4 separate regions of the Homo sapiens genome follow, and regions 2, 3 and 4 are each linked to region 1. A link is a contact called in ENCODE Hi-C or POLR2A ChIA-PET data. All regions are on one chromosome and are shown on one strand. The core of a region is the stretch at or near the end of the contact, and the rest is flanking DNA. Distances in the headings are between cores, read along the strand shown.

The links. Hi-C counts contacts between places; a loop is a spot of excess contacts on that map. ChIA-PET counts read pairs that join two places held with the same protein, here RNA polymerase II (POLR2A). Pooled maps may share reads with other maps.
Region 2: a loop to region 1 is called in a map of B cell, with 5 times the contacts of the local background. The contact joins the enhancer-like site here to the promoter of EML6 in region 1. A Hi-C loop is called at or near these places in 3 of 168 maps with a recorded cell type or tissue (B cell and naive thymus-derived CD4-positive, alpha-beta T cell), 1 of 37 single-sample maps with no recorded cell type and 11 of 50 pooled maps. POLR2A ChIA-PET finds 5 or more read pairs at or near these places in 1 of 52 experiments (HEK293T).
Region 3: a map of ascending aorta shows a loop between it and region 1 (2.5-fold over the local background). The contact joins the enhancer-like site here to the promoter of EML6 in region 1. A Hi-C loop is called at or near these places in 1 of 168 maps with a recorded cell type or tissue (ascending aorta). POLR2A ChIA-PET finds 5 or more read pairs at or near these places in 2 of 52 experiments (AG04449 and HEK293T).
Region 4: a loop to region 1 is called in a map of ascending aorta, with 10 times the contacts of the local background. The contact joins the promoter of SPTBN1 here to the promoter of EML6 in region 1. A Hi-C loop is called at or near these places in 1 of 168 maps with a recorded cell type or tissue (ascending aorta), 2 of 37 single-sample maps with no recorded cell type and 14 of 50 pooled maps. POLR2A ChIA-PET finds 5 or more read pairs at or near these places in 4 of 52 experiments (A549, HEK293, OCI-LY7 and 1 more).

Annotation. Positions count from the first base shown.
Region 1 is chr2:54,721,186-54,727,926 of GRCh38, reverse strand. It overlaps EML6 (EMAP like 6), which reads right to left and starts at 4,265. Exons shown (of 42, transcript NM_001039753.4): 1 at 4,150-4,265; 2 at 2,669-3,378. The coding sequence starts at 2,865. RefSeq lists silencers at 3,062-3,211, 3,883-4,372 and an enhancer at 4,513-4,732.
Region 2 is chr2:55,130,605-55,137,345 of GRCh38, reverse strand. It overlaps a transcript of RTN4 not described here. Among named protein-coding and RNA genes, the nearest start is that of RTN4, 84 kb to the right of the region's middle. RefSeq lists enhancers at 3,159-3,453, 3,283-3,472, 2,774-3,686. Within about 2 kb of position 3,430, at least 23 of the 41 ENCODE cell types and tissues checked have a DNase peak (open chromatin) inside an H3K27ac peak, as active enhancers do; they include B cell, where a contact is called at or near this core.
Region 3 is chr2:55,108,539-55,115,279 of GRCh38, reverse strand. It overlaps a transcript of RTN4 not described here. Among named protein-coding and RNA genes, the nearest start is that of RTN4, 61 kb to the right of the region's middle. Within about 2 kb of position 3,337, at least 31 of the 41 ENCODE cell types and tissues checked have a DNase peak (open chromatin) inside an H3K27ac peak, as active enhancers do; they include ascending aorta, where a contact is called at or near this core.
Region 4 is chr2:54,452,793-54,459,533 of GRCh38, reverse strand. SPTBN1 (spectrin beta, non-erythrocytic 1) reads right to left here and starts at 3,207. Exons shown (of 36, transcript NM_003128.3): 1 at 3,016-3,207.

The sequences.
Region 1 (6,741 bases), core at 3,016-5,515:
CTACATTATTATTAGGGTTCATTATGATCTTGGAGATCACATGGTTTTATAAAATGGAGTGTGTTATCAATACTTGTTGGGCTGCTTTCTAGTTAATATTCTTGGCAAAACAGCACAAAAAATAAAGCAGTATAGATGTATGCATATGAATATATCTTTCAAACTAATGCAAAAGCTATGTACCAAGTGGACAATTACTTATGCTATCTCACCTGATGGAAACAAGAATTAGAAACGAACAAGTTTTGATATTCATGTAATGATTCAATAAAAAACCAAAACACTTTTGCATTAGAACCTTAGCTATAGTCCTCTCCATTTAATAACAAACTTCAATATTTCAGGTGGAAGAATAGTAGTAACCGGGATACACAGAAACGAATTAAAATTCATAAGGACAAAAAATTGTGCATTGTGGTTTGTGCAGTGTCTTCACCAGAAAAAGATATTTACATATGTAAGACAAAGCAAAAGAACAGCATAAACATTCCAATTTCATAGCTCTTAATTCCATAATAATCTGTGGTTTGTGTTTCTTAATTCATTGAACTTAATTTTATTCTTGTGTACAAAGACATATTTGGATGTTAAGGAACTCTGCTCTGCTCTGCTCACCTATACATACTCTGACCCAACCAAATATTGTGGAGAATTATGAATACAGTCCTTCCTCTGAAATCAGGCTTACTACTATGTCACTAAAGTAGCTTAATGAATAGATCAGATGCTAACTGTCTCTTTTTCCCTTCATCAGTTAAGGCTCCCTGCAAACCCAGTTATACACATCACTTCATTCACCTTTTCTTCAAATCTGAATGTTTCCTTAACCACCCAAGCTAGATTTCATCACATCCCACTAGCCCGGCTGCTTGTCATAACAACGGTTTACTGCAACTCCACCCTTTTCCCACCTTCAGCTTCAACAGTGCATTTGGTTTTTTTCCTTGTATCAGAGAAAAAATTAGGATTAGGAGTTCAAATCCACAAAGTAGTTCAGTGAACTGTCACATTAATATTATTTAACCACAGAGAATTTTCTGTTTAATTGCCACTCTCTCCCTTCACCCAAAGGACTACATCTTATTTTGATGCTGTAATGGAAAGCACTGCATTAAGACAGAGAGAGCAAAAACATAATGGGTTTAAATTTTTAAACATCTAACCTTTTCATGAGTCATTGTTAATCATTTGCACCTGTAACTTTCATAATCAGCCTAGCAATTAGAGAAGCAAAATCTGCAGAACAAAACTATGTAAGGATGCCCCAAGCACAACAACTACCATGTTAGGGAGGGAAGAAAAAAAGCTATTTGTGTCATACGTGACATGAAAAAAGTTTTACATGCTAGTTCCACTAAATCTTGAGAACATTAGCACTCCCATCTTCAAAAAAAGTCAAGATTTTTTAAAATCTGTAGTTTGAATATTAAGTGCTTGCCTTCTGTAACAATTTTTCAACTTTAGGTCTCAGAAAAAAAAAAGGCTCTGGAATATAAGCACATCATTAGGAAGGGAAAAAAAAGCTGATCTTTGAAATCATTCTCTGCACTGAGAAATTAGGAGCATGGACATGACATCACTTCATTTATTTCATTGTGAAAGACAAACTTAGAGCAAAAGTGGCAATATTCTGAGAATGTAATGGTAGTTGTTCTACATCAATGAAACACACAAGTTTGGAAGGTATAAATATGGTCTCTGTCAGTTGTAGTCCATCCTCAGCAAGTCATTTTCCCTGTGGGCTGAGGCTCCCATATGACGAAAATCTTCCTTAACTGCTGAAGGCTGAAAAGGATTCCCTGTGAACAGCATCTGGCCCATACCTTGTTTGCTCACATAAAAGCTGACAAGGGCTGGAGGAAAATGTGTCTGGTCCAAAGATGAGAGGATAGGGCCAAGAATCACAATATAACCCCTTTCCATTTAATCGGGAGGGCCCCTAAAACGGCCATTCATCCAAATGAGCTCTCCTGTCAGTCAGTCTTGGGCCATCCGCTAGCAGATGTTGGTCATTGTGTGGGCTGGCTGGTAGGATTTTGTGATCCAGCAGCTGCCAGCCTTTAATAACCTCAATGATGCTGTGGAAGCATCCATTTAGTGTATAAATATGCTTTGGGCATTAAAACACTGCCAAGTGAAATATTAGAGAACAAACTCCCCACCCACTGCAGAAATTTCCCAGGTCCAAAGCATCTGAGATGAAGATTCCAAATTACCAGTAGTAAAATTTCTTTTAGATCTTTTTTAATCCTCTTGCTTACTGAGAAACCCACTGAGGAGCCTCCCAAAGATGATGCCCACACTTCAGGTTATTGGTCCTACCGTGCACCTGGTTAGGGAAGGAAGAAGTGTTTCATAGTTACCCAGGCTCCTTCCACTTGTAGCAGGAAAGAACAGCAAGAAAGCATCAGAACACTCAACTCCTTGGAGATTTAAAAGCCAGAATTCCGGAGGGATACAGCGAAAAGACATCTCTCCCTCCTCACCTACACTCCCCACACTGTTTCTGCCCTGGCCCTAGAATCAGCAGCCCTTCAGTAATTCCATGCGGCTCCAGAGAGAATCCTCTATTCCACGGGGCTCCCGGATCCGACCCCAGGTCAACCGCTTCCCACCTTCCCAGCCTCCACACGCAACCCCTCCCCGCCGCCCCTGGCCACCCCCTTACCTGATAATGTCGTCGTTGTGTCCCAGGAAGAATTTTTGGCTGTGCTCGCGGGTGTTGTAAACCACCCCGACCCCAGCCACAAAGTAGACCACCTCCTTGCCTGCCGTGTAGTACAGGTTGTTGCGGCACTGGTGACCCCGGTACCCGTACACCCACTCCAGCCGGAGCTGGCAGCGGGGCGCCGTCCGATCCGCCATGATAAGCCGACCCCGCGCGCCCCCCGCCCCCCCGCGCGCCGGGGCCGTCCTCGCCGAGGCTGGGGCTGCGGCGGACCTGCAGGGGCTCAGCGCGCGGCGCAGGGCGCTGATTTCCGCGGCGACACACAGGCACAGCCCAGCGGGCCGGCCGCCACCATCATCCGCTGCAGCCGCCGCAGACAAGCCGCCGCCGCCGGTGTGCGGCCGCCAGACCCCGCCGGGCGCCGGGCTCCCTCTACCCGGGCAAGGCGGCTCTGGGGGCGCCGGCACCGGCGCGCGCGCCTCACTGCACCTGCGGGCTCCGGCCCCCGGGAGAGGCTCTCGGGGGGGCCACCCCGCCTTTTACATCAGGAATCTGCATATCCCAACAGCGATCACCCAGTTCGCTCACTGAAGTTTGCGGTGCGCCGGGGCTTCGCGGCAGGCGGCGGGATTTATTCTGCGATAGCCTTGATTTGACAGGCAACCCGGGTGAGCTCTGCCATCGCCGTCTTTGGATCCGAAATTGACAGTCTATATCCAGGAAGCGAGAGCGAGGAAGAAAGAAACAGATTTTTCGCATAAGTCACCCAATCCAAGAAAATTATCCCCAAACTAAACCAAGTTGGGTATTTTTAAAAATTGTCCCCTACTCCCGCTTTCTCTCTCCAGTTCCATCTCCTTAATGATATGAAATATGCGTAAATGCTGCTGCCTGGCAGTTGCTGATGCGATTTGAAGGAACGCTTGCTGTTTCCCTAATAAGCGAGGGCGAATATGCAATGGTCATTTTTTAGATGCTCCAATTAGTTTTCATGTGTGTGTTTAATAATCATATCCTCCGTGAACCTTCTCTTCACCGAGAAAGCCATAAAGAACTTAGCAGCTCTCATTGATCAGCAACTCCAATCCGCATCATGAAAGATTGTCTTACTCGGAAGAAACGAGGCACTAGTGCAGTCGGAGGGAGTGCGCTACCTACAAACGCTCCTGGTCGAGGAGAAATCAAATAACAAGTGGCAAAAATCGTGTACTTCTCCCCAGAAACCTCTGCGCTAAACACCGGGTCCCACGGAATCCCGGGTCCTGCCCTGAGCCCAGCGTGGAGAGGGGTCGCCCGAGGGACCCGGGGGACAGCAACCCCCCACAGACGCACACGTCCCGGGGGTCGGCGCGCTGCGCGAGGGATGCCCGCCCTCAGGACTGTTCGGCCCGCGCGCACTGCCGCCCTGGCGGCGCCCTGCACTCCTCCCACTCTCGAACCAGCCTCGCCCGCGGAGCATCCGCGCGCTCTCTGCCTCTAACCTCTGCTGCCAGCGGACGCCACCGGCGCGTCCCGGATCCCGCGCGGGCGAGCGAGCGAAATCCTCTGCCTGCCCTCCCCTCCCCGCCTCCCGCACCCGGGGATGGACTTCGTCACTGGGGCGCCGCGGGAGACAGGTTCTTCCTCCAGCCGGGGCTCCGGGGGCGGGGCCACAACGCCGCGCTAGTGAACCTCAGCTGCCGGTTACTAGGCGAGATCTCGCCGCTTGGAAACAGCGACGCCCCGGAGGACTGGGGCCGCCCCCTCCCTCTGCCTGTCCCTGTGGCCTCTTCCCCCGACGCATCCTGGGAAGTGTAGTCCTCTCTGCGCCGGTTAGGGCGGACAGCGCGCGGAAGGGACCACAAGTCCCAGGATTCCGCGCGCCCAGAGGGAGTCGCAGCGAGACCTGTACCGGCGTCAGCGGAGCCTGCGGCTCTCGGGGTGAGGAGATCCCGGCTCACCAAGGACGATTGCCTGCCCACGCGGGCGTTCCCTTGTGACTGAGGCGGGAGCTGGCGTGCGTGGGTCTCTGTAGAGAAAAGCGGTGGAGTTGGAATGGAGACGGTCTCCCAGCCCACCACTGGAATTTCTCCTTCATCGGTCTCTGAGTGTTGCTGTAACCGACATCCTCACCATGCTGTAACTGACTCAAGCTTAAGTTTGTTTCCTACTTAAGTTTTCCTTTTCATTCACATGGATTTTAATTTGTTAAAGTGCAGTTCTGCCAAGTTTAAGAAAAATGCTGGGAATGTGAGCTCACTTCTGCCCTAAGAACCAGCGTCTTCCCATGACCTGCGTCCTAAATTAGAGGACTTGGGTATTTACAGATAACCGGAGGTTGGAAGCAGGAAGGTGCTCACGCCATGAACAGCTAACCTTGGCCTTCAAACGCAGAAGCTGGTGGCATTTCTCCTAAAACTGCCCGAGATGAACTATGAATCCACTGTGTTCTCAAGTAGCCTATTTCCAATTTAGGGCCATAGCTAGTCTTTGGAAAGAGATTTCAAAATCCCAGTGACTAAGAGGCTGCAAAAGGATGATGGATTGGACGTTTGGAACGTCCTTTCCCTCCCATGCTTTCAGTGTAATCGCTTACTCAGTTCATCTCCCTCAAGTTTTAAGACAACCCTCCGACCTGGTAGGAAAGCTCGAAAGAACTGGAAGTGCCAGAGTTTGGATGATTTGTTGCTGCCCGCAGTAATGAGGATTTGAATTGGTCTCATCTTTGTTTTTAAGGAAACAGAATCAACAAATAAGTGAGATGGCACTGTGCTAGGCAACAAGAACACTGCCAAAAACAAAAACACGGCCTGAGAAAGGTTTGAGATAGAAGCAAAAATATAGTTGATCAATGATGTCGTGCCATAAAACAGTGCCAAATGAATTATATAAAGACAGTAAGTTTTTGTTGTTCTTTTTGTTTTGTTTTGTTTTGAGACAAAACAGGCCGTTGCCCAGGCTAGAATATCGTGATCTTGGCTCACTGCAACCTCCGCCTCCTGGGTTCAAACGATTATCCTGCCTCAGCCTCCTGTGTAGCTGGGATTACAGATACGCACCACCACGCCCAGCTAATTTTTGTATTTTTAGTAGAGACAGGGTTTCGCCCTGTTGGCCAGGCTGGTCTCCAACTCCCGACCTCAGGTGTTCTGCCCGCCTCGGCTTCCCAAATTGCTGGGATTACAGGCATGAGCCACTGTGCCTGGCCAGTAAGTTCTATATAAGAATTCAGAAGAGGAAGAGTTTTTCCAGATAAAATACATCAGGAAAAGTTTCATGGAGGAACTAGGAAATATAGATAGAATTGAGATAAGTAAAGATAAATTGAAAGAGCGTTCTACATGCGTTTAGGGAATAAACAAAAGTGTAGATGCAGAAAAGTGGATTTAGAGAACACTAAAGAGAATACCCAGTTTGGTGCAAGGGAGAATTCATATAAGATCAAGAGGACACATGAAAGGTTAGATTGTAGATGGAGCTCAGCATAGGGGTTTGCGCTGTATCCTTAAAATAATGGAGTCATTGATTTTTTGAATAAAAATAAGGGAATAGCAATGAAAGCAGTAATCAAAGCATGAGGTATTAGAAGTCTGGGGTAGTGCTTGAGGCTGCGTTAGAGATAGTGGCAGTGGTCTAGAAAGGAAGAGACACTTTCCAGAGAAAATGTACAAATGTATTGAAAAGAAGTCTCTTAAATAGAAATGGATGGAACATATTCATTTCCTAAATTATCTTTAGTATAACTAATGACCCCCATGCTGTACCAGACTGTTAAATGAGTTGGAGGAGTAAGTCTGAGTCAGCCACTTACAATTGTAACCTTAGGCAAATCACTAAATCCTCTGATCTTTACTCTCCTCATTTAATAAAGTATAGCAGTACTCACCCCACAGGATAATTGTAAGAATGAAACAAAGTAATACATACGTGAAAAGTTAATTTGTAAAGCATTAGATAAATGTTAATTATTACTATATGGCAGTAGATAGTAACCTCTACTTGAAAGTGTCAAATAAGACTGGTAGTGTCCTTTGGAAATAAGCAGTATTAAAAAGCATGAGTAAAACTCATAATATAATAACATTATGTTGTTG
Region 2 (6,741 bases), core at 2,181-4,680, 410 kb before region 1:
AGCACGGCATGGCTGGCCCCCTCTCTGGCCTCCTTTCCAGCCACCCCCATTTCATGCCCTCCTCTTCTCATGCCCTCCTCTTTGCTCTTAGTCTCCAGTTCCTGGAAGCTGCCTTGCCCTGGGGCATTTCAGTTCCTTTTTCTGCATTTAGAAACACTCCCTCTACTCTGCTTGGTGAATTCTCATCCTCTAAGATGTAGTTCAAAGATCATCTCCTGGGAAACCTTCCTCAGCTCCCCAGACGGAAGTGCGTGCTTCCTCCTCTGCCTGGCCAGAGCCCTGTCTTTATGCATCTCTCCCTGGCTTCTCCTGTTAAATTCTAGGTGATGGTTTATGCGTCTCTCTCCTCCGCAGGACTGCCAGTTCCTTGAGACTGTACCTGGTAAAAGGCCAGTCTGGGGGACAGAAATGGGTCTCCCCAGGCCGTTCACCTTTGTAACAACAGCTCCCCACTCTGTACCTGGCCCAGGGTATTGATTTGCTGAATTCAATTAAGTAGGCAGTCTGCCTGACTCAGGGAAGTGGACAGCCTGGAAGAGAATCTAGATGTGCACTGTCCAATAGAAATAATGCGAGTCAGATTTAAAATTTTCTAGTAACCTCATTTTTAAACAACGTTAAAAGAAACAGGTAATCAAATGTTCATAGCTACTTTATTTGCAGTAGACCCAAACTGGAAACAAACCAATGCCCAGCAAGAGGTGAATGTATCAGCAGCAGTGAATCCATATGGGTCTGTGGCAGCTTGATTCTTGCCGCCTCAGGCGAAAGAATTCATCTGAGGGACATAAGGTGTGGTGAGAGACTCTTCAGAGCAAGAGTGAAAGTTTATTAAAAAGTTTTAGCGCAGGAACAAAAGGAAGTAAAGTACACTTGGAAGAGGGCCAAGCGGGCGACTTGAGTCCAAGTATGCTGTTTAGCCTTTGACTTGGGGTTTTATAATTGGCATGGTTCTGGGATTTGTGTCTCTGCTCCCCTGATTCTTCCCTTGGGGTGGGCTGTCTGTATGCACAGTTGCCTGCCAGCACCTGGAAGGGGCCGTGTGCACAGGTGTTTATTGAAGTTTTGCACATGCTCACTTGAGGTATTCTTCCCTTATCAGTTGAGTGTTCCTGGAGGAAGGTTATAGACCAGTGAAACTTTGCCCTGTTGCTTCTTAGTGTACATGCTTGAGCCCACTCACCCAACTTCTGAGATCTTATCAGGAAGCGGCTGATCACCAGCTTTAGGTGTTTTCTATCTATTGGGAGACTGCCTTTAAGCTCTGGCACTGGCTGTGACCAATTATTATTTTAGAGAGACAGTTTAACAACCACCTGCTGGTCACCTAACATGCCTGGAGGTGGGGGCCCTCTCCTGCCTTGCTCATATCTGCCTAGCTAACTGCTCTAACAAGTGGATAAACAAACTATGATATATAATAGAATACTACTCAGCAATAAGAAGGAATGAACTACTGATACATGCAACAACATGAATGAACCTCACAATAATTAAACTAAGTTAAAGCAGTAAAAAATATATATTACTGTATAATTTTATTCACATAAAATTCTAGCAAATGCAAACTCCATATGCAGATCAGTAATTAGGGATGGGGGATTGGCAGGAAGGACTACAGCAGGGCATGAGAAAACTTTTTGGGGTTGACGGAGATGTTCATTATCTTAATTGTGATGATGGCTTCATGGTATTGTATATACACATGTCAAAACTTACCAAGTTGTGCAGTTTATTGTGTGCCAATTATACTTCAGTAAAGTGTAAAAAAAGAAGCAGAATGATTTAAATGTTTTAACACCATATATTGAAAATGTTATCTTTTAAACGTATAATTGAGGCTGGGCATGGTGGCTCACGCCTGTAATCCCAGCACTTTGGGAGGCTGAGGTGGGCAGATCACTTGAGACCAGGAGTTTGAGACCAGCCTGGCCAACATGGTGAAATCCCATCTCTACTAAAAATACAGAAATTGGCCAGGAATGGTGGTGTGCACGTGTAATCGAGCTACTCAGGAGGCTGAGGCCTGAGAATTGCTTGAGCCTGGGAGGCGGAGGTTGCCGTGAGTCAAGATTGAGCCACTGCACTCCAGCCTGGGTGACAGAGCAAGACTCCATCTCAAAAAAAAAAAAAAAAACCAAAAAAACAAACATATAATCAATATAAAAATTACTAGTGAGATTTTAAAACTATTATTTTTGTGCCATCTTTGAAATCTTATGTGCATTAAAAACATTTTTTTAATAGAAATGGAGTCTCACTATGTTGCCCAGGTTGATCTTGAACTCTAGGCCTCAAGTGATCCTTCCCCCTTGGCCTCCCCAAATGGAATTGTAGGTGTGAGCCACCATGCCTGGTGCTATGTGCATTTTACACTTACAGCCCAGCTCACTTCCGACTCACATTTCAAGTGCTCAACAGACACATGTGACAAGTGGCTACTATGTTGGACAGCAGAGATCTAGACCCTCTAGTGAAGCCCCGATCAGAATTGTTTCCTCCTCAGGACTGGGCAAACCCTGAGTAAGTAACTCCTCGCATTTACTTCTGAAGCGGTTTTGAGTTGCCTCAAGAGCCCTTTTCGGTGGGCCCAAAAAGCTTGGGCACTCAGGGGGCTGCAGGTCAGAGGCTGGCTCTGGAGAATTAGATTATAAACCTAGAACTCTGTGTAAGCTCCCACCTCCCGCTTCACCCACCCTTTCTTCTTCCTCATTTAAACTTGAAGAATAATATTCTCTTTGCATATTTGCTTTCTGAGAACAGCTGTTTATGTCAGGAAGCAAACTGCACTTTATTGACTGCATGCAGGAAATTGGTGCTGCTCTGAGCTAAGGTGAATGCCTGCTGGGTGGGCATCAGCCTCTGAGAGATGGAGTGAGTCTGGGGGCTGTCTCTGGACTTTGGACCTGGGGGAGTCTTATTACTGAGTGGCCTTGGACCCCACACAGACCTTCTCCAAGTCTAGGATCTGCTTTCCCATTTCCTCAGCTTCTGTCAAGAGGTCAGGAGGAGTGGGGGGAAGAGGGGAATGCTGATGGTAGTGAGATAGGAGTTCACAAGATACAAATCATAAAGACCCCACAGATAAAACAGGATGCGGTAAAGAGGCAAGTGAAAATCAATCAAAACCCACGTGACCACAAAAGCAATCTCTGGTTGTCCTCTCTGCTCGTTATACACTAATTATAATAAATTAGCATACTAAAGGAAATGCCCACTAGCGACATGACAGTTTACAAAAGCCATGGCAACCGTCTGGAAGTTACCATATATGGTCTGAAAGGGAGAGGAACCCTCAGTTGTGGAAATTCCCCACCCCTTTCCCAGAAAGCTCATGAAAATCCACTCTTTGTTTAGCATGTGATTAAGAAATCACCATCAAAATAGCCAACCAGCAGCCTTTGGGGTTGCTTTGCCTGTGGACTCTCCACCCTTTCATTCCTTTACTTAATAAACTTGCTTTCACTTTGCTCTCTTGGCTCGCTCTTCCTGTTTGGAGCCAAGAACCCACATGACTTCCTGGGCTGAACCCCAATTTTGGGGTTCACCCTGTGACATCTTGACAAGCAGTGGCTTTATCAGCCGTGTGGCTGCTGGGTCTCCTTAGGGGTTATCTGGCAGGGGCTATGTTAAGGACGGTGAGAGCTATTTATGGTTCTGTCACTTAACCAGCTCAGGGTCCCTAACTAAGTTTCCCTTCTTCTCAGGGCCTCAGTTTCTCCCTCCATAGAATGGAGGAATTGGACTAGACACCTCAAGGGTACCTTACAGCCTTGTGAGGAACAGTAGTTCTAACGGAATTGAACTGAACACATACCGGTGTGGGCAGTATCCTGCATAAGGAGGAGGTTACAAGAAATACACATGACACAGTCCTCCCGTATTATTGGGAAGTAGATTTATACCTTTCTGACAATTTTTACAAGTATTTATTGCTTTTGCAAGTAAAAAAAAGGCAGGGAGAGGGAACAAATAAACTGAAAAATAAAAAGTAAACAAGCAAAAGACAACACCGCATTCTCCATGATGTGCTTATTTCACATTGCATGCCTGTATCAACACATCTTATGAACCCCATATATAAATATACTTACTATGTACCCACAAATTTTTTTATTTTTAGTTTTAGTTTTTTGAGACAGAGTCTCAGTCTGCTGCCCAGGTTGTAGTGCTGTGGCGTGATCTCAGCTCACTGGAACCTCTGCTTCCTGGGTTCAAGTGATTCTCCTGCTTCAGCCTCCCAGGTAGCTGGGATTACAGGCACCCACCAGCACACCTGGCTAATTTTTGTATTTTAGTAGAGACACGGTTTCATCATGTTGGTCAGGATGATCTTGAACTCCTGGCTTCAAGTGATCCACCTGCCTCGGCCTCCCAAAGTACAGGATTTACAGGTGTGAGCCACCACACCCGGCCATGTTTTTTAAAAATAATAATAATTAAAAAAAACAACAACAAAACTGGAGAGTGAGAACTAATTCCTAAAATGATCGGTATATTTATTTTTAATTTTCAATTTTTTTTTTTTTTTTGAGAGACGGTCTCACTCTGTGGCCCAGGCTGGAGTGCAGTGGCAAGACCTCGGTTCACTGTAGCCTCCACCTCCCATGCTCAGGTGATTCTCCCTCGTCAGCCTCTCAAGTAGCTAGAATTGCAGGCACATGCACCATCATGCCCGGCTAATTTTTGTATTTTTTGTAGAGACAGGGGTATACCATGTTGCCCAGGCTGGTCTCAAACTCCTGGGCTCAAGCAGCCTGCCTCCCTTGGCCTCCCAAAGTGCTAGGATTATAGGCATGAACCATCACTCTTGCCTTTTAATTTAAAAGGTTTTTTTTTTTTTGAGACAGAGTCTCACTCTGTTGCCCAGGCTGGAGTGCAGTGGCACCATCTTGGCTCACTGCAACCTCTGCCTCTTAAGTTCAAGCAATTCTCCTGCCTCAGACTCCAGAGTACCTGGGATTACAGATGTGTGCCATCACACCCGGCTAATTTTTGTATTTTTAGTAGAGACGGGGTTTCGCCCTGTTGGCCAGGCTGGTCTCAAACTCCTGACCTCAGGTGATTCGCCCGCCTCAGCCTCCCAAAGTGCTGGGATTGCAAGCATGAGCCACTGCGCCTGGCCGAAAAGTTTCAAACACACATAAAAGTGGAGAGCATAGTGTAATGAATCCCCATATTCCCATCACCCAGCTTCAGCAATTAACGTACTGCCATTCTTGTTTCACCGATTTCCTCCAGCTTCTACTTTGTTTTGTTGCCAGTTCTAATGTTTTTAAAGCAAATTTCTGGTGTCACATCATTCCCCCCATAAATACTTGAGCAGATATTTAACACATAAGGACTTCTGATAAAACATGGTATACCATTAGCACAACCAACACAGTTAACAGTAATTGTTAAAATATCATGTAATAAAAAAAGAAATATGTAATAATGTTTTCAGATTTTATTATTTTTTTGAAATGGAGTCTCGCTCTGTTGCCCAGGCTGGAGTGCAATGGTGCCATCTTGGCTCACTGCAACCTCCGCCTCCTGGGTTCAAGCAATTCTCCTGCCTCAGCTTCCCAAGTAGCTGGGATTACAGGTGCACACCACCACGCCCGGCTAATTTTTGTATTTTTAGTAGAGACAGGGTTTCACCTTGTTGGTCAGACTGGTCTCGAACTCCTGACTTCAGGTGATACACCCACCTCGGCTTCCCAAAGTGCTGGGATTACATGTGTGAGCCACCGTGCCCTGCCAATGTTTTCAGTTTTTCTGATATCTTTTACCACTGGTTTGTTCAAACCGGTAAAAGAATGTTTGGGGCTTTAAAAAGTATTAAAAAATACTTTAGGCTGGGTGCAGTAGCTCACGTCTGTAATCCTAGAACTTTGGGAGGCCCAGGAGGAAGGATCACTTGATTCCAGGAGTTAGGACCAGCCTGGGCAACATGGCAAAACCCCATCTCTACTAAAAATACAAAAATTAGCTGGGTATGGTGGTGCATGCCTGTAGTCCCAGCTACTCAGGAGGCTGAGACAGGAGGATCACTTGAGCCCAAGAAGTGGAGGTTGTAGTGAGCTGAGATTGCACCACTGCACTCCAGCCTGGGTGAAAGGGTGAGACCTTATGTCAAAAAAAAAACCCAAAAAACAAACAAAACTTGTTAAAAGGAGGATCACTTGAGCCCAAGAGGTGGAGGTTGTAGTGAGCTGAGATTGTACCACTGCACTCTAGCCTGGGTGAAAGAGTGAGAACTTATGTCAAAAAAAACCCCCCAAAACAAACAAAACTTGTTAAAAGTATCATCATACAATACGTAGTGAATTAAGTGCTTGTTTTTCCTTTGTACACTGAAGACAGATGGGGGCCCAGGACTTTTGCATGACTCTTGGACATCTCTGTTCCAACCTACTATTAGGAGAGTGGTATTCATTACCTTCCTAATACCTTCTTTTTGTTGCTCTAATCTTTCTTTGTCTGGATCATCTTCTTGAGTTTTTGCAAGCCACCTCCCTTCATGGCAGCTCTTGAATCAGTCAGACATGAACTGAAACCCTTCTGTGTTACTTGATAGCTCTGTGACCTCAGGCAAATTACCTCTCAGAGCCTCAATTATTGTAAAATTTGGCAAGATCTATTGTAAATGTGGTGAGATCTTGACTTACTGCAACCTCCACCTCTTGGGTTCAAGAGATCCTCCCGCCTCAGCCTCCCAAGTAGCTGAAAATATAGGCATGCACCACCATGCCTGGC
Region 3 (6,741 bases), core at 2,088-4,587, 390 kb before region 1:
CATAGAAACAGATTGTCCTCTAGTGCTTGTAGAAAGGAATACAGACCTTCTGACATCTTGATTTTAGCCTAGTAAGATTCATGTCAGACTTCTGACCTACAGAGCTGATAAGATAATAAATGTGTGTTGTTTTAAGCCACTAATTTGTAGTAACTAGTTATATAAACCACAAAAAGCTAATATGCATAATTTAACCCATATACCAAGAATATGATTTGGAAAATCAAATTGTCTGAAGGGAGAAGTTTTTATATTCTCTCCTAGCTGTGGCTTCTGTATCCCAAGTACATGAAACCTGTCAGCCCACATGCATGTGCTGGTGTGGCATCAATGGTGGTAACAGTTAATAAATACCTCTATCTCGTAAGGCATCTTTAAGCTGATGCACCCTCTAGTGAACCTGGGACTGACAAGGGGAGATGAATGGGGGTGGCTATTCTTCACGCTATTGCCACCCGTGAGCATTTGCACCCAGGGAAGCTTCAGAGGAGGAACGTGCCTTTTTAAAGGCAGTCTGGAGAACAGGTGTACTAACTTTCTGTGGTTCTCTGGAGTTACTTATTTACTTGTTTATTTATTTAGAGACAGAGTCTCACTGTATCACCCAGCCTGGAGTGCAGTGCCGCAATCTTGGCTCACTGCAACCTCCACCTCCTGGGTTCAAGCAATTCTCCTGCCTCAGCCTCCCAAGTAGCTGGGATTACAGGCGTGCGTCACCACGCTCATCTAATTTTTGTATTTTTAGTAGCGACGGGGTTTCACCATGTCAGCCAGGCTGGTCTCGAACTCCTGACCTCAAGTAATCCACCTGCCTCGGCCTCCTAAAGTGATGGGATTACAAGTGTGAGCCACCACGCCCGGCCTGGAGTTAATCAGGAGACATCAAACATGACCTGGACTTTGGAGCCTCCTTGTTCCTTTCCAGCTCCATCCCCTTCATAGAGAAGTGAGTTTCTCCTTTGCTGACTCACATTTCAAACTGCAAAGTGGAGCTGCAGACTAATTCACAAAAGAGAGAGGTGGAACAAACCAACACTTGGTGCAAATGGTGCACCAAGTCCCAGAATGAAAAAGTGACATCATAAAATATTCTAAGTGTGCCTGTCTTATTATAGACTAATGTAAAGACAGACGATTCCAAACTGCTGACTGGAAAAATATAAATCTAGCTATATTTTCCGATAAATTGTATATTTAGCATTTTAAGATGAAAACAAAACTTTCAACAAGTACAAAGAAAATCAAGTTTTGAAAAATTCATGGTTTCCAAAGCAAATTTGTGAGGCCATTTCAGGGAGCAATAGGCTCAGCATAGATGTTTCTTTCACAGCCCAGTTTAGTTGCCTAGGACCCAGGTTCAGAAGCAGTTGATATTCTGTTTTTGGCCAGGAAGGGATGGCCGAGAACATTCCCAAGAGCAGTGAAGGGCCTGTGTTTGGCACCAGACTATTAGACAGGTGGTTCCTTAGCCTTCTGATTCTGGGCTGGTCAGTCAGTCATGGTCTCCAGTCACTTTGGACTGGGGGTCACCTCTCCCTCACCTTCTACAGGAGTAATAGGTGCTTCTAGCAACTCTTGGGTAGGGTAGAGTTGGGATGATGTGGGTTGTGAAACCAGGCTGATAGAGCCAATTTACTTACACTGGACTGCATGGACCCTACAGGTCCGGAGTGAGAGGTCACTTGCTGGACGGAAATCCATAATATTGTTCAATTGAAACAAGGGCTACTGCAGCAACTTCTCCCCCAGAGCAACTACCACCACCACCCTTGTCTCTTTTACCCACTTCAGAGAGACAGACAGAAGCTTTCCAAAAGAGGACAGAGTAGCCAGGGATGCTAAATGAGTGGGAGGTAGTCATAGTCTCACCTGAGATCCTCCTCTGTTGTTTGTGAGTATTGATAAGGCTTGAATTCAGTTCCACATTGACCTGAACATGCCCCAGTCTGTAGAAACCACAGTTCTGAAGTCCTGAGGGATCCTCTTCTACAGGTAAGCAAGGCTTCCACACATAAAGAAGAGAATACACCTTTTCCCACCCCAGGAAGCCTTGGACTGCACTGCTTACCCTCCTCGCAGAAGAAAGGAGAGGGCTTCTTTTGGTGGTGGCCTTTTTATTTTTCTAGCAACAGCACAGGACATAGCCTTTCTCTTAATGTCAGGTCACGGTCTTCCTCCTTCTCACACCAGTGCTGGTGGTTTTTGGGGCCCTGGAATCACAGTGTGGCCAGGGCCTTCTATCTATGGACCATCCACTGAGCTCCCAGTTGCTCACGTTGATCTTGCCACAATTTTTCTTTCTACAGTTTGTTGTCATGTGTCTAGAGAGCAATTTTTCCATCTTTGTAAATGTCAGACTGTTGCTGCTTCCTCTTTTTGTTTTTAGCTATTTGGTTGCTCCAGAAACTCCAGCTGGGGGTTGGCAGAAGAAATAAAACAAGGAAGCCAGAGCCATGAGCAGCTCTGAATAAATAGCGGCTGAAGTGGCAAGGACAATGAAAATAACAGATAATCCCCAACTCTCTTTTGATGATACAATTGGAGTTCTCCTCTGGTAGATAATTCATCAGAGCTGTTCATGGCTATGCTCGAGCCGCAAGGCGGGGCTGGGAGCCAGCGGCAGCGTGGATGCTGGGAGCTTCAGGGTCAGGTTCCAGCAGGGCCTCTGAGGACTGCTGCAGACACAGCTGAGGCAGCCCGGCTCCAGGCTCGCTGGAGGGGCTGTGTCTGGGGAGATGCTTCTCTATAAAAAGCTTAGAGGTCAGTGTGGAGCTTCCTATTCTTTCCTCTGGCCGTGCTTAGATTTAGAACAATACTAGTGTGGAAAGTGCAGCTGCTCTAAAGCCAGTAGTGTTGACGTGGTTGGGAGCCTAGACCCCTAACCCCACAGTCTGGGCTCAAGCCTTGCTTAATCACCACTTGACTTTGGCTCTGTGACCTCTGGTTTCCTCACCTGTAAAATGAGGATTTTACGGGGTTGCTGTCCGGGGGTAGATGAGGCAACATATGCCAAGTGCTTAGCAAATGATAAGTGTTCAGTCAGTGGTACCTTTCTTCTTAGTATTATTTGTCATTGTCACCACCATCATCTCAGCCCAGTGCAGGTGAGCTGGGAAGGTAGGCCTCATATAGTCCTGAACACGCTCCCCCACAGGGGGCCTCTCAGAGCCTCTGAGCTCCTCACAAAGCCAAGGCACGCTCTTTCTGGAGTTTGGTAGCATTTAATAGGAAGGTATTGCCTAGGTGGTTGCTTCCTCTTGAGTGTCGCCATTGGAGCAGGATCCCCAGAGACTCATTGCAATTAACTGCTTCTGGTGGTTGAAGCAGTTTTGAGAGCAGTGCGTGCCCACAGAGGCGGATTTCAACACGCTGAGTCATACTGCAGGGTCTGCCGGCAGAGCTGGTCACAAGGCAGGAGGCAGGCAGCATTCGGGAAGATGGATAGACATGGGGTGAGGTAGATTTTTTAAGGACATTTCAGTGAATATCTGTTCAATGTGTCTGGATAAAGGAAGGGTGGACATTAACGTTTTTTCAACACTTACTCTGTACATGGCCCCTACAGTTGGGCTTCGATTTCGTTGAATTTCCTCCAAACTAGCCAGTGGAGACCCCTCCTCCTAAACAGCCCCAAACACCCTCCTGAGTGGGTCCTTAGGAGAGGTCTGTGACTCCCAGCAGAGGGTGGGAGGTGCTGTGGAAGGCAAAGCCACTTTCGTGGGCCTGGATTGGGGAACAATCCTCCCTCTGCTCCCACAAACACTAGCTAGGTGGATTTATGCGAACAGGAGTGAGGAACATTTATTTCTGTCTGAGGTTGAGTAAGGTGTCACAAAAGGCAGTGACTTTATTTATTATCTCACTATGGGATGAGAATCTGCTTTCCACAGTTGCTATGGATATTTCGTTGTTTCTGTTGATACCACCATCTATTTGGGCCTAAGATTTGAGGGTGCCTCTGAAAAAGGTTTCTTTGTTATCTCTGTGCTTGCTCTGTTTTTAAAATCTCGGAAGAGTGAGGTTAAAGTGAATTTTTTTTTTTCATGCAAGTATTCCAGTGATCCCTCAAGAATTATTGGAAAATAAAAAGCAACTTTGCAGCTAGCAAATTTCCCAAGGTTAGCAAGCAAGCAAGTAAAAATAAAGACAATTTGTTTTTATTTTGTTTTTATTCTTTTCTTTTTTTCAGACCTTATCCCCCATGCGGAGATACATTATTATTATTATTATTGTTATTTTGAGACACAGTCTTACTCAGTTGCCCCGGCTGGAGTACCGTGGTACGATCTCGGCTCACTGCAACCTCCACCTCCTGGGTTCAAGCAATTCTCCTGCCTCAGCTTCCCAAGTAGCTGGGATTACAGGCATGTGCCACCACGCCCAGCTAATTTTTGTATTTTTAGTAGAGACAGGGTTTTGCCATGTTGACCAGGCTGGTCTTGAACTCCCGATCTCAGGCGACCTGCCTGCCTTGGCCTCCCAAAGTGCTGGGATTATAGGCATGAGCTACCGTGCCTGGCCTGGCGTAGATATATTTTTAATCTGTATTTTTCCTGATTTGAGGTTGGCTTTCTATTTTATTTCTGGAGTAAACACCCTTGACATTTATTTAAAGAATGAGACAGTTTTTTTTAAAGGATCCAAATGGACGTATATGCGCCCTCAGATAGATTGACATTGGTCTGCATTATTGATAAGTAACCAGGAAATGCTGTTTGGGAACATTTGTTTTCTTCATCAGCAAGAATTTTTTGAGCCTTTATTGGCTGTGATATGTCATAGGGTATTCCTGATTGTTCTGTTTGTTTTGATATTATTGTAACCTTGGGCAAATATCTACCATTCTAAGGAAATGGAAGGTGAGAAGGGGTACTCAGGGGCCATTTGGGCTATGCCTCTGCTTCTTTTACAGCTGCTTTCTATTGATGAGAGGCACGAGATTCCAGAATTTTTTTTTTTTTTTTTTTTTGAGACAGGGTCTCCCTCTGTCACCTAGGCTGGAATGCAGTGGCAGAAACTCGGCTCACTGCAACCTCTGCCTCCCAGGCTCAAGCAATCCTCCCACCTCAGCCTCACACGTAGCTGGGACTACAGACATAGGCCACCATACCTGGCTAATTTTTGTATTTTTTGGGTAGAGATGGGGTTTCACCATGTTGCCCAGGCTGGTCTCGAACTCCTGGGCTCAAGCTATCCACCAGTCTCGACTTCCCACAATGCTGGGATTATAGGTGTGAACCACCACGCCCAGCCCTGAGATTCCAGAATTTCTTTTGTTCCTTTCACTATTTATCATCCTTCCCTTATTTTTCTTACCACTTCTGAATATAAATTCAATGTCCACTCTTTTTTGGAAGAGAGAAACAGTTTTCTCCCCAGGGAATAAATAATATCCCTCTACAAGGCTAAGATTGTTTTAGGGTGCTCCCTCAGACTCCTCTTTTCTTGGCTGAGTGATTCCCTTTTTCAAATATTTAGGGCATATTTACTCTCTGCCTGGAGCTCCTGTTTGCCAAAGGGCACTCGGGTCAACATATGCTCTGAGTCACTAGCCATCTGCTCCTTTTTCTTGGACAAACCCCTAACATGGAACATATACAGTAACACCCCCTTGCTCCAGAGCATCAACAAAGTAAACACCCTGCTCCAGTGCTTCCTTTTCTAAAAGGTGTTTTAGCAGAATCAGGGAATTGGGGCATAGCAAGTGAGTATCAGTAACAAATATTTTCAGAGGACAGAAATTCCAGAGATAAATGTCCTTGTCAAAGCTGAGTTACCCTTTTTTCTATTCAAGGCCTACCTAGCTACGTGATACTGTACCTGTTGGTTTTTCTATAGAGTGGAAGGAGTATGAGGTATTTGCTTTTGTAAGCACAGTTAATACCAGAAGTGATCAGCAGAGAAGCAGCTGCATTTGAGTCACCCTGAGCAATTTATTATCAGCATTGACATTTCTTTAACTTTGCATCTATTAATTATTGAAGGGCTCAGGCTGTTCAGTGACTTTGTCCCATGCAGGCATCCACTTGCTGGGTTCTAAAAATTATGGCTGTGCTCTTAAACCTTTAGTGCATTTTTATTTTTAAAGGAATTTAGCACTCTTCTAATATATAACTGTTTTTTTCATTTCAGTATTTCAGGAACTTAAAATTTATCAATCTTTTAACAGCTGTGGCTGAAACGTTTCAAAAGTGTGTGTGTTTAAAGGTTCGATGTATCGATTTAAAACAATCCCACTTCTCATAATTTAGAAATTGTACTTGGAGACGTGTCCAGCTGAGCCTGCTGTCACTTGGAAACGCTGCAGACCTGAAAAAGCTGCTGGCCTTGATCTTCTCTTTGCACAGAGTTTCCTTAGGGATGTGTTTAGCACAGAGCTCCTGGAATTATTCTGTGAGGAATATGGCTGTGAAGAGCTCCTGTAGATTCTTAGTCTTACTATTTTTTGGGATTTTAGTCATAGAAATTGGCCTATGATTAGGCTGGTGCAAAAGTAATTGCGGTTTTTGCCATTAATGTTTTTAATTAAAAGTAAAGGCAAAAACCGCAATTACTTTTGTGCCAACCTAAATATTTATTTCTTTATGGGAATCAAAGTAATAAGAGAGGAGAGGTGGGTAAGGATAGGGGCATGGCCCTGTGGCTTCTTATTTCCAAATCCAGTGTAATCTGCTTTTATTACCCCTCTTCCCCCATCCCTCCACTAGAGCTGCTCTTACTGGTTCTTCTCAAAATTCTGTA
Region 4 (6,741 bases), core at 1,958-4,457, 270 kb after region 1:
ACACTGAATGATTTCCACTAATCATGTCTATGTTAGCAGTAGTAAAATCCTTCCACGTCAAAATAGTACTTCCACATGTAAAGTCATACATTCAAACATCAAGACAAAGCAACCACTCTACAAACCCTTCCAGGAAACTCTGCCAATGCCAAGCCTCTGCTCAGGATGTGTCACAAGTAGAGGGAGGTCTTCTCATTTGCTCTGCAACATCACAGATAGTTGTTACTAGTCTTGCCCAAGAGAAGTTCTTCACAGAAAACCTCAACTGTGGGAGACGACCTAGTGACAGCAGTTCCTTCACTGCCCAATACTTCTCCTCTCAGATGAAGGTTTTGGTCACTCCAGTAATGACAGAGTTACAAAGAGCTTAACCCAACAGAATTCTGCACCTGCTGTGTAAGTCAGAACAGCTAAACCTCCTGTGACATCAACACAGGATATTTCTTACAACAAAGTAAATCCAAAACGTTTGGATGATCCATGGGAACAACATTCATAAAAATCTGTACGCAACACGATTTTACACAACCAGCACAAAAAGTCTCATATTTTAATGGCTATTAGAGAAACTCAAAATAACGCACATACACCACACAATGTACATGCAGTTCTATTCTGCAGAGCCACATGAAATCAAAAGCAACTAACTTGGATTCATTAGAAATATTTAAAAATACAAGCAGGCACGCCCTTGGCTTGTAAACACTGACCTTCCCTTCCAACTAGCATATTGAAATTTCCTTTTTCACCTAAACATTTTAGGAAAGCCTGGGTTGACATTTGAAATATATCCCATTTGCCATCCCACACTGAATAATGAATTATAGAGATGGCATTTAGAAGGGAAATTCCCTGTGTCCTGGCCGAGACTAAACATGAGAACACTGGGAACCATCTCCTTCTGACTAGATGCCAGTCAAGAGGCCTTGGTGGTCTGCCCTTCTCCACCCTCTCCCCAGTCACAGCTGTGAAAAATATGTATACAAAAAATACATATAAACAAACACAAACGCAGTGTTACTGTCATAATCCCATTAATTACGCCCGGACACTTAACTTGGCTACCTCAATCAATAGAAATCTGAATACCAATTTAGCCCCCATCATGACACTCATACACCTAATAATCCTTAATAAAGCATCCAAATAATGCAACTGTACTTGACTTAGAAAAAGCAAACGATGAAAACAAAATACAAGCTAAAGGAATCATTTACTATCCATTAAAAAACATATAAATTCCTTTTAAAACAACCTACTGAATTTTAATATACTTATAAATGTCTTAGTGACATAAAACCCAAAATGCATTAATCATTTCATTTAAAAATGGTTTCCTACAGAAAAAATGCATACTTGGTATTAACCAAAGACAGACGAGGTACTGTAATGTCACAGTTGTGAAGGTCCAATTAATAAACACCAACTTTTCACGTAGAAAAAATTAATGCATAGCTGGGTTGTGGTTACAGATTATGGACGATCCACAGAAAAACGCTGCGACTCCCCACACTGCAACATTGCCTCCGCACACCACTGGGCCCAGTCCTTCCTGCAGCCCCTCCCTATGGCTCAGGTCCCCTGGTCGCAGATCAGATTCCGATCCGCAACCACAGGCCGGCTCCCCTCTGCCTGCACTGGTGATGCAGGGCGCCCCTCCGGCAGAGCGCAGCCCAAGAAGAGGTGCAGGAGGGATCATCCCAAAAGAAAAGACTCTCCCCTGCTCACACCTAGCTGACCTGGTCCTCCTGACGCCACATCCAGCAGAAGCTGCAGGACAAGGTAGCAGCAGCTCCAGGCCTCGGCCAAGGGCAGCCCCGGGCCTGGGTGGGGCCGGGCGGGGGCCGCAGGCGCCGAGCGGCCGTGCCAAGCCCCGCCAGCGAGAACCAAGGAAGCTGCGATACTGCTGCATTGTGCTGCATCACGGCGAGGGCACCGTGAGCCATCCATCTTGCCAAAAAAGCACATCCCCGCCCAAATAAACCCCACCGAATTCAATTTTCTGCTCCGCCGAAGCACCCCCACACGCACCCTGTCCTCACTTACTATCTGGCCTGGCTTTCGATTGGAAAAATAATGGACAGAGGTTTGCGTTCTGATCCCCACCCCCTCCTCATCTGATGGCAGCAGTTGGCACCTTTCCTATCACAAAAACAAAGAGAAGGCGCCCCCTAAAAGAGGGCCGTGGGCGTGGTGTGGGGGGTGATGACGAGCCAGCCCACCTACCCAAAGCAGGCCCGGAGGGTCCCTGCGCTGAGACAAACCTGTTGAAGAGAGGGTGGCAGGAGCTGAAGGGCGGGCGCAGCGGCGGCTCGGCGCCCGGAGGCGGCTCACGCCCAGCCCTGGGAGAGTGGGGACGGCAGAAAGGGCGGGGGGGGGGCGGGCGCACGAGGGTAGCAAGCGCAGGGATGGGGCGGAGGTGGGGGCGCGGGGCCGCCGCCTCCGGCTCAGCTGCAGCGCGGCGCAGCCGGGACCACGCCTGGCCGCATCCCCTGCACCGCTACGCGCAGAGCCCGGCCCTGTCACCGCCGCCCCCGCTCCCCACCCGCGGGGCCACAGAGAGGGCACCTGAAAATAGACCCTCCGGCTGTCCGCTGTCCGCTCCGCACCCACCTCCGCGCCAGGGGCCTCCGCGTCAGGGGCCGCCGCGCCCGGCTGCAGGGAGGCGCCGGCGGAGGCAGGGAGGAGGAATCGCCGCGCCGCGCCGGGGCTGGGGCCGGACGGCAGCGGTGCGCACGGCGGGTCTGCTGCCGCCTCACCGCAGAGCCTGCCGCCCCTCGTCCCGCATCATCCGAGTACCAATGAGCACCCGCGACCCGGGCTCCCCGCGCCGCCCCCGCCCGGGCTTTGCAGCCTCCCTGCCCCCACGCGGCTCCCCGGGCGCAGGGCAGGCGGGCAGCGGCGTCCTCCGGCCCTGGGCCCGCGCCCCTCCTCCCGCCCGTCCGCCGCCGCGGAGCCCACCCGGGAGGCAGCCCCAGTGAGTTGGCATCTCCCTGCCTCGGGCCCCCTACCTACCTCCCGGGGATGGGGTGGGGGCGCCGGGGTCCCGTCCTCCTCCCGCTCCTCGGCGGCCGGGCGGGTGGGCCGGGAGGCGACTCCGCGGGTCTGTCCGCGGCTGGGGCCGGGGCTCACAGGACGGGACCAGTGGGCGCTGCTGCGCAGGGCTGCGCGCTCGCTCCGGGAGGAGAGGCGGCCGAGGGAGGGACTGGAGGAATCCGCAGCCTGCACGGCAACAGCGGCACTGATTCCGGGGGCTGGGCGGGAGCGCGGGGGGCGGGGGGAGGAGGAGAGGAGGGCGCTCGCAGGGAGGGGGCGAGGGGCGGGGAGAGGAGCGCGCGGGGCGGGCGCGCGCGCACACACACACAAGCGCACTCCCGGGATCCCTCCCGCACGCCCTCCGCCCTCCGCACTCCTCCCTCCCCACTCCCGCCCGCTCCCTCTGCTTCGCCCGCCCTCTCCTCCTGCCCGGAGCCCCGCAGCCGCCCAGGGAGCCGAGCCTCGGGCGCGTCCACGTCCTCTCCAGCTGAGGCTCTTCCCGGGTCCAGCCCGGACCTCATCCTCCCAGCGGCGGGGACCGACCAGGCTGGCCGGGGCGGGGTGGGCACTGCTGCTGCCGCTACCCGAGCAGGACAATAGGGGCTTTGTCTCCACAGCCGGAGAGGGCCAATTTCACGTTTAATTTGAGGCTAATTCGATTATCGCCATGGAAAGAGGCGGTCTAATTTTCTACGTGATTTGTGCAGCCTCTTTTCGCCCTTGATGTTGCGTTCGGAATGCTGGGGAGAGAGGGTATTTAGGGAGGTTTTGGAGCGTCACTTGCTTGGTTGGTTTGAGATGCAGTTGGTGATGCCTTATAGGTTCTACCCAACTTGGAGAAGGGCGACGGCGACCTCTTCGTGGGAAACCTTGGGCGCTGGAGGATGGGTGGTGGGGGTCGTTCCTTGTGAGGTTAATGTATTCTTTTGCAAATGCTTTTTCGCCCACCCTTTCGCTTTGGGTAGCTGGGAGCAGACCCTACAAGTGGTTCATCCAACTCCTGCCTCTCAGTGCAGGCTCCGCTCGAACCTGAGGCCAGGTGCCCTGCCCCAGTCACTCCCGAGAGAGGGGTCGTCCGGCCGCGGTGGAGGGCCCCGTGATGGCGTGGGGACTTGCGTTTTCCCCTATGCGCATTCCCTGAAACGGAAACTGGACGTTTCCTCAAATTTTTGTCATGTGCCACTGCCCCTTCCCAGTCACCTGGTCTACCCCGTCAGCCCCTCAGGCTGTGTAGAAATTCCAGAACCGTCACTGTTGTGAAGAAAAGATGGTGGAATCACCAGGACCACGAATGGAAACGCTCTTTAGAAAAGCAGTTTGAAGAAACTGACTTTCTCCTTGTTCTGTAAAGTGCACAGGGCGGCACTGCGGGCATTCAGAGGGAGGAGGGCCCTTCCTGTTTGAAAAAGCCCCAGGGCTTTTTCCCCATACAGACCTGATCACCTGGATTAAAATAAAACAAAAATACACGGCAGCCAAGTAGTTTGTATCATGCTTATATCTCAGATCACTAGAACCTGGCCTGATGGGTTTATATGTTTGTATGTATTTTTAAATGAATATTTTAAAATAAAACTCAGTGAAATCGTCACAGCAAACTGAAGATGATTCTTCCTTTTAGGCCTTCATAGGTTTGAATGTTTGAACCTATGTTTACTTTTGATAGGAAAAAAATTGAGGAAAGCAAATAACATTTTTTCTCAGAAGGTGAATCAACACAACCAGACCGTAAACTCTCTTAAAGGTAGGGTTATTTCTTTCTTCACTCTGTACATATAGCAGGCACTTAGGTACTAAAACAAATTTGTTGAATTGAACACAATCAACTTGTAAGCTGCTGCCCTCATTAGGTAATAAGGGAAATCCACTAGAAAGCAAAGTTGTTTGCCTTTCACTTACTTATTTTTTTACCATGGACCCCAGCACCTCCCCACTCACAATGTTAATGAAATACCAAAGAAAACAGTAACAATATTGGGAAGTGCATCCATTTAAATTAATTCTTCCAGTGTTATTCTGAAATGGTTATTCCTTTATCACAGACAACGGTATTTAAATAAATTTTCATTTGATGAATGATTCACCTCCCTTACCCCATTCCACTCCCACTTACGTTGTTTTTTAATTAAAAAAAAAAAAAAGGCCACACACACCTTAGCAAGGTACTCTAGTAAAGCCCCAGTAATTATTCCAAAAATGTGAAAGACAAGGATTCAGAGTTCTACTGTAAATACCTGCATCACAATTTTGAATTCTTACCCTTAGGTGCAAAAAATCACCCTAGAGAACTCAGTGTACCAACGACCAAAAAGAAGTAACAATTCAAAGAAAAGATAGTACAACTGGAAAGATTATTGGAGAAGACATTTTTATGGAAGGCAAAATCTAAAAAAGATAAAAAGTCTTAGGCAGTGATAACAGCTCAGAAGGATTATTCCCATGTATCTCAGAAGCGGCTTAGTTTCTTCTCATATTAGAATCAGGGTTGATATAAAGGAACCTAGAAGTCTTCAATATCATGTTTGTAACATACTACTCTCCACTTTTAAAACCATGTGATTGCATATGGCTTTATCTCCCATCAAAATACTTTATTACAAAATTTTTACAGATATAAATTGTCATTTTAACTTTCCATTCAGAATGTAGGGGAAGGCTGGGCACGGTGGCTCATGCCTGTAATCCCAGCACTTTGAGAGGCTGAAGTGGGTGGATCACCTGAGGTCAGGAGTTCAAGACCAGCCTGGCCAACATGGCGAAACCCCGTCTCTACTAAAAATACAAAAATTAGCCGGGCATGGTGAGACACGCCTATAGTCCCAGGTACTCTGGAGGCTGGGGCAGGAGAATCACTTGAACCTGGAAGGCGGAGGTTGCAGTGAGCCGAGATCGCACCACTGCATTCCAGCCTGGGTGACAGAGCGAGACTCTGTCTCAAAAAATAAAATAAAATAAAATAAAATAAAAAGGTATTGATAAACAGTATTGTCTACTACAACCTGTTTTGTTTAGAAAAGAGAATGATACTCTAAGTATTTCCTTGGTTATATTATATTAACCCAATTGAACTCATCTTTTATTGTACTGATAATAGCCCAAAACTTTAAAATCAGAACATATTTTGAAAACTTGCATATATTTTTAAAATTCCTGTTTACTCCTAAACTTGCTTCCTTTTAACTCTGAACTAGTCTGGGAAATTTCCTCATATTTAAAATATATTTCATTTGGGAATTCACATGTATTAATTTTGCACTGGGAAAACCTAAAGACTTATATGTAAACTATCATTATGAATGAATTTTTTAAAGCACTAATAACATATTTACTCTTGCATAAAGTAATTTATTCTTTCATTATTCAAGAGATAGATATGCCTTATATTCTTCTCGGCTCTGAAATAGAGCAATGGGTAAAATAATTTTAAAAAATCATTGCTTTCATGGATCTTCCATTCTAGTAGATTATATCTAGTATTCCATTCTAGATATAATCAATCAATAAAAAAGTAAAAGATATGTGTAATGATAAATCTGAATAGATGGTAACCTAAATGTATAACAATATTTATAAAATGATCACAATAAATGGTCTCAGCTTTCTATAAAAGATCTTCACATTTTCTATGTTAATAATAATAATGATTATAAGTAGCAACCATAAAATGTTTTCCAGTTTTTAAAATGCTTTATCAAATATTATCTT